Linked DNA regions of Homo sapiens: region 1 is linked to region 2. Evidence: chromatin contacts called from ENCODE Hi-C or POLR2A ChIA-PET data. All regions are on one chromosome and are shown on one strand. Each heading gives the region's core, a stretch centred on a gene start or an enhancer-like site at or near the end of the contact. The rest is flanking DNA. Distances are from core to core; before and after follow the strand shown.

Region 1 (3,155 bases), core at 120-2,619, 94 kb before region 2:
TTTTTTGGTTTTGTTTTTTGCTGTTTAAAGTGGAAAATGTTTTATTTGAAGAGTTATTTTTAACAAATGGAATTTTTATGTATTTGTATTCAGAGTAATTGTTATTGAAATAAATCTTCTAATGACATACGGCAAGGAATTTACCATGACTAGATTTTGGAGTTTTTGTGGAACATTCTGAGCTTACATTTCAAATGATTTTGTTTGGAAATATCACATGCTTGTGCCATTTAATTTATAAATCCATCTGTTAATCACTAGAAATTTAATCCGTACACTTGGAGAGAATTCATTGCAGTGCTGTTTGAAAAGAAGTTCGTGAACAAGCTGTGAGGGTTTTTTATGAGCTTGTTGGAGCCTTTTGATTTTAAGGAAAGGAAGGAGTTTGAACAGTGAGCTGTCTTCGTTCCCAGAAAGTTTTAGTTCTGACATTTAATTCAAAGATCTAAAGAGATTCAAGGAGGTCAGAGATCAGAATTTATTAGGACTAGAGTGATGGTAGTGCATCGGAACAAAAACAAAATATCTGTTTTCACAGTCAAATTATTAGATATTTACAAGTTTAATAACATTCTGTGCAAATGAGGATGTGGGAAAACACTCTGTCTAATGAACAATAAGTATAAACTCTCTGAAAAGCCATTTGGCAATATCTTTGAAATGTACATATCCTTTTACCCAACAGTTCCATTGTTAGGGATTTGCCCTAGAACTATAATAGCAAAGATAATTTAAAATACAAGTAGGAGAGTATTATCACAGCATTGTTTAATCACAGCAAATGAAAACAGTGTTTATTAGCCTCATGTTGGATACTGTTCAGTCACTTTAAGAAGTAAGGCAGACACGAATTGGTAGCAGAAGATCTTCATGATTTTTAGAGTTAAATGAGAGAGGCAAGGACATAAGAGTCAGACTAGCATAATCACATTTGTATGCAAAAAGGAACAAATGCATATTTAGGAATATGATGTGTTAAAATGTTTTCAAAAGGATGCATAAAGTCAAATAGCTACCATAGGCGGGGGAAGAAGGACAATGGGTTGGAGATGGCAGGGATGCATCATTTTATGTCCTTTGGTGTGGTTTGAAATATTTTACTGTGTGTGTATTTTAGTTTAAAACAGAAATTAGGAGAAACAAATACCTTTTACCCTATTGCCACTCTTGACACAGCAAGAGTCAATTACTGTTTTAAGAGTGCAAGCTTTACTTTCATGCTCAACTTAATGCCTAGCATTCATGCATGTTTTTTTTTTTAACCCAAAGGATAACCACGATGGATCATCCAGTGAAGGAATCTTTGTATCCAAGATAGTTGACAGTGGGCCTGCAGCCAAGGAAGGAGGCCTGCAAATTCATGACAGGATTATTGAGGTATGTGAATACTGGCCAGTGTCTTTGAATAGGCTGAATGCCATCCCATCTTCGTCTAGCTCAAAGCAAGATGTTTGACTGGGGAGGGAGGCCTAAAGTGGTAGATGGTTGAGCGGGAGTCTCACTTTTCCCATTGTGTGGGACCAGATTGAGTGTTGATTGCCTTGGTGTTAAATTTTTGTTAAATGTAGAAAAGCCAGATTATGAGTGGAATGTTCACAATTTGGCTTTTTTCATGTGGACCTCAATCTGTTTCGTATGCATCAGTTACAGTTTCGCGCGAAAACCGTTGAAGAGTTGGATGTTAGAACCAGATGAACGAACCCTGTTGTACAAATTGTGCACCCTGTTCATATTGATTACCAGGGTACAATTGTGTCAGCTTTGGAGTCATTCTAATGTCCTCAGAGCTCACACAGCACACACTTATTTCTACAAATGCATTGTTCTCTCTGTTAGTTTGTCGTCTTTGCCTGTTGTTAGTTGTACAACCTGATTGCCCAGGGATTTGCAGGCAGAGGTTGATATTAGGGTTCACATATCATCACTTACTCCATTTTCAGTTCGTCATTCATCATTTCAAACTTTTATACAGCAGGTTTGTAGACTCATGTAGGGGAAGTGGATCTCTCAGCCCCACCAGACAACACTTTGTAACAGGGTTGCAGTGTTCTAGGATGCTCTGAGTCACTAAAAGGGAGAGAATGATTTGTTGCCTTCTCATATGGGCTCTTGTTGCAAAGTTTGATATAAATGAGTAATTTTTTACTGGTGTTTTGACCATTTTCATAGCTCTTTGGATGGATACACATATGGGCTAAATTGATTGGCTTTCCTATTAGGCAAAAAGTAAATTTGAGAATCCACGATGATATGCCAGACCCCACAAGAAATTCACCCATGGGCCACAGCCGTAATATAGTGCAAATAGAAGAAACCAGAAAAACAGCACCGATACCAGTGGGTGTTTGTTTTCCACATGCATTTTTATCATGTCTGTATTTCCTGAGTATTTTCATGGCCTATTTCAAAATTTAGGACTGAGTGGGAGCTAGGACCACGAGCTAAGCCATAAGTGAAGTTCACATCACTCACTGGAATGTGGCCACAGGCTTCTCCTGGGGAAAGGAGCCTCAGCAAGACAGAGAACAAAGTCTTGCATTTCCAGTCTCATCTGGACACATTCTGCAACGTGCAGTATGCTTCAGGATAATTTGTAATCCTCAGGAAAATACACAGTTAAATCTCACAGGGAAAGCAAACTGAACTAGTTAGGGTGTAAGGCTCCCTCCTCGGAGGGAGTGTGATGTGCTAACTTACATGCTAAAATGATACTTGATTTTGTTTTAAGGACATTATTAATATTGTTGCATCCCCTTTGAATGTTTGAAGGGTTCTTAAACTTGGAGCTTTTTTTGCTGCATGGTTTAGAGTCAGTCTTTGTACTTCCCAGGTCAGGAGACTGGATTTTCCCTAACAGGAATTTGCTTGGGCAAGAGTGCTTTCTTAAGAGCTCAAATGCGTTACTTACTGTCTTTTTTGAGAGTGAATACATTTTCTGAGACTATTGTTCAAAAAGATAAGTACAGCTTCCGTTGCCAAGGGTTTGGTGGAACAGCCAGTTTCTCTAAGTAATGGAATTTCATTGCTCTTGTGTTTTGCAAATGAGAAATCTACAGCTGGGCAGGATTTTCTCTTGGCAAAGGATGATCTGTATTTGAAATGTTGAGTACGGTTTCTGGTAAGTCACATTCCTATTTTGGACAGTATGTAAAATA
Region 2 (3,349 bases), core at 376-2,875:
AAGCGTGCAGTAGGGATCCTGTTGAATCCTCAAGCTAAGTAGTTTACCAAGCTGGTTGCAAATCTATTTGGTATTTTCCTGATTATCAAAATACTTGCCACTGATAGGAAACATTTGTTTGAGGGCCTCTCCTCCTCCACCCCCAACCTCCAGTGTACGACAGATGAATCAGTCATGGTAGAAGAAACAAATGGCTTTCTGTTGTTACTGCTTCTTTAAAGATAATCCGTTGTTTTCAAAACATTTGCAACGATTGCTTTCAAGGAAAGGGTGGCTGGAGGCCTCAGCCCCTGATTTCCCCAGGTGGAAACATTTGCAGTGGGTTTTCAGGGAAGTCACAGAGAAGAGCCGCCCGCCCGTGCCAGGATTCAAGGCAGGAAGTTGTCTGTTTGGTATTTACTCAGGCGTCTTTGGGCAAGAATTGATTATTCAATCAGAGTTGAAAGTTACTGCTAGGAGTTGCTTAGGCAGTAAGAGAAGAGGCTGTTTTCCTTGGAAAGGCCTAAAAGCCTGAATCTCCAATTTAAAATTAAATTTTGCTGTGACTTTCCTGCAGGATCTCAGGTGAGAGATACTTCTTGCCCTCCAAGACTGAAAGCCTAGTTTGTCAGTACGTTAGTTGAGTACTGAGGGAACGCCCCTTTGAGCCATAGCACTGGGAGATCCAGAAGGGACATGAGCCACCATCTCTTTCAATGACCTTGTTTTTATAGAAGAGGAAACTGAGCCAGGGGAGATGAAATGATCAGCCTAGTGCCCACATGTTGGAGAAATTACAGGACAAACAGACAGAGGTCCAATTTCTGCACCTAAAGGGCTGAGACCGCATGGGTCTGCGTCCTCCTGGGTCCGCCCTTTCCTGTGCCTGTTGCATGGTAGATGCTTAGTGAGCGTGTTGCCCTGAGACCATCCCATCTCCAGATGGCTGGTTTCCAATGTGATTATGAGGGCAAAGTCACTTCCTCACGGGGGGCTTGGAAAGTAAAAAAGGAAAAGTCAAAACACATAAGAAATGGAAATAACAGAGTAAGCCTGTGTGTTTTAAAAACTACTATTTATATCTTGCCTCCTTCCACAAAGGATTTAAGGCAGCTTAGGAGAGTTAAACACCAACACCAGAGCCCTCACTACACAGTAAGTAACTAATTGCCACGTGAGGCTTACAGATAAATGCTGAGAGCCTGGGTGGGGGAAATTGTCTTTGCTGCTGCAGAGACGTTTTAGGCCTGTCTGGATAAACCATAGGCATAATATATAAATAGAACCTCAAAGGGACACTAGGGGCTCTGTTGCCAGAGGTTTATTTTTCTTTTTTGGTTTTTGTATGAGAGGGCCTTGGTTATGGCTAGGGAAGTGGACAGGGGAGAGAAAAAATATTTATTTTCCAATGTATCAATTTTGTGTGCCATACCCTGCCTTTTCACATATCTCTTTCAGAAAGTTCTCCACGTTTACATTTCTGGAGAAGTTAAAATGAAAGACCCTGTTTACATTTATAGTTAAAATTAAAAACAGGATTTACCTGGGAGCTAATACCCTCCAGTGACTTAAGGTTGGAAATTAAGGCTTCCTGGCTTATCTTTCTTAAGGATAGAAAACTGTTCACTCCTAAATCGCCCCCTAGTGGTCCCTTAAGTCACTGATAGTCTCCTGCCCGAGGAGCTGCACGGCAGGTCCCAGTTGGAGGCACCATCATCTGTTGCATTGCTCCAAGGTGAAATTGGCCATCACGATGACAGAATTCTGCAAGGAGAAACTTCGGTTGACTTTTCTTCTTTCACTCCCAGGGTTTTCCTTTATGTCTTCACTGCTGTTTCCAGATTTCTGAAGAACAGTGCAGGACTGAGTTTATGCACGAAGCTCTGAGGACCAAAGGTGGAGGGAGGTCTTCCTTGAAAATTACTTTGCTGAGGCCTTGCTCCTTGTTCAAGGCAACACTATGGGAGGGGTTGTATGGTGGTGGCTGCTGCTCAGCAAGGGTGTCCAGCATGTGCCGGGGAAGAGAGGTTTTTTGAAGTACATTTCTAGTCGATAGCCAAGCCTATTGTGAAGAGTGGGAACAGGGCTGGTAATAGCTGCATCTCTTTTTTTTTTGAGACCGTCTCAGTCACCCAGGCTGGAGTGCAATGGCACAATCTCGGCTCATTGCAACCTTCACCTCCTGAGTTCAAGCCATTCTCATGTGCCTCAGCCTCCCAAGTAGCTGGGTTTACAGGCACGTGCCACCATGCCTGGCTAATTTTTGTATTTTTAGTAGAAACGGGGTTTTACCATGTTGGCCAGGCTGGTCTGGAACTCCTGGCCTCAAATGATCGCCCACCTCGTCCTCCCAAAGTGCTGGGATTACAGGCGTGAGCCACTGCGCCCGGCCAGCTGCATCTCAGAATTTTTGTTAGCGAGTCTGACTTACAATTGCCAATACCTGAGAGTTCCTTTAGTATGCAGTTTTAGATCTCCACTAAGGCTTCATTTAAATACATCTTTTCTTTGCCAAGTGTTCAGCTGCCAGTAGTGATTTCTCATATGGCTGATTCTAATTAGACCTGACATTGTCAAACTCCATAACTTCTCCAAGTTACAGAAGTGATACAGTTTCATTTCTAAAAGCACTGGAAAGCTCAGAGTGAGAAGTAACCTGTCATCTCACAATACAGAAAAATACCTATGCCTTACGTGTGCTTCATGAGGGGGTGGTAGAAAATGAGAATGAAATGGCCGGGCACGGTGGCTCACGCCTGTAATCCCAGCACTTTGGGAGGCCAAGGCGGGCGGATCACCTGAGGTCAGGAGTTGAGACCAGCCTGGCCAACATGGTGAAACCCCATCTCTACTAAAAATACAAAAATTATCCAGGCATATGGTGGCAGGTGCCTGTAATCCCAGCTACTCGGGAGGCTGAGGGAGGAGAATCACTTGAACTCGGGAAGCAGAGGTTGCTGTGAACTGAGATCTCACCATTGCACTCCAGCTTGGGGGACAAGAGCGAGACTTCGTCTCAAAAAAAAAAATGAGAATGAAATCTATGCTTATATGTGTGCATAAATGTTTTTAAAAAGAGATCATTTTCTGAGTGTATTGTTGCCTACTTTTACTTTGCAGTGTTCCACAAACAATATTTTGTCATTAGGTAGTTTTTCAGCCTCAGGGCTTTTAATGGCTATGTAGTATTCAACCTATGCCTGTGCTGGCTGTGATGCAATTTACCTCACCTATTACTATGGTTATTTTTACCATTAAAAACAATGCTGGGTTGAAGTTTTTTTTGTTTTTTTGTTTTTTTTTTTTTTGAGACATGGTCACCTGGGCTGCTGGAGTACAGTGGCACAGTCATAGCTGATTGCATCCTCAA

What was found. Hi-C counts contacts between places; a loop is a spot of excess contacts on that map. ChIA-PET counts read pairs that join two places held with the same protein, here RNA polymerase II (POLR2A). Pooled maps may share reads with other maps.
Region 1: a map of IMR-90 shows a loop between it and region 2 (3-fold over the local background). The contact joins two enhancer-like sites. A Hi-C loop is called at or near these places in 10 of 168 maps with a recorded cell type or tissue (IMR-90, chondrocyte, esophagus muscularis mucosa and 3 more) and 4 of 50 pooled maps. POLR2A ChIA-PET finds 5 or more read pairs at or near these places in 1 of 52 experiments (activated T-cell).

Annotation. Positions count from the first base shown.
Region 1 is chr3:73,600,576-73,603,730 of GRCh38, reverse strand. PDZRN3 (PDZ domain containing ring finger 3) reads left to right here. Exons shown (of 10, transcript NM_015009.3): 3 at 1,270-1,377. Among named protein-coding and RNA genes, the nearest start is that of PDZRN3-AS1, 21 kb to the left of the region's middle. Within about 2 kb of position 1,369, at least 4 of the 41 ENCODE cell types and tissues checked have a DNase peak (open chromatin) inside an H3K27ac peak, as active enhancers do.
Region 2 is chr3:73,506,834-73,510,182 of GRCh38, reverse strand. The region is part of intron 3 of PDZRN3 (PDZ domain containing ring finger 3); the gene reads left to right. Among named protein-coding and RNA genes, the nearest start is that of PDZRN3-AS1, 120 kb to the left of the region's middle. Within about 2 kb of position 1,625, at least 4 of the 41 ENCODE cell types and tissues checked have a DNase peak (open chromatin) inside an H3K27ac peak, as active enhancers do.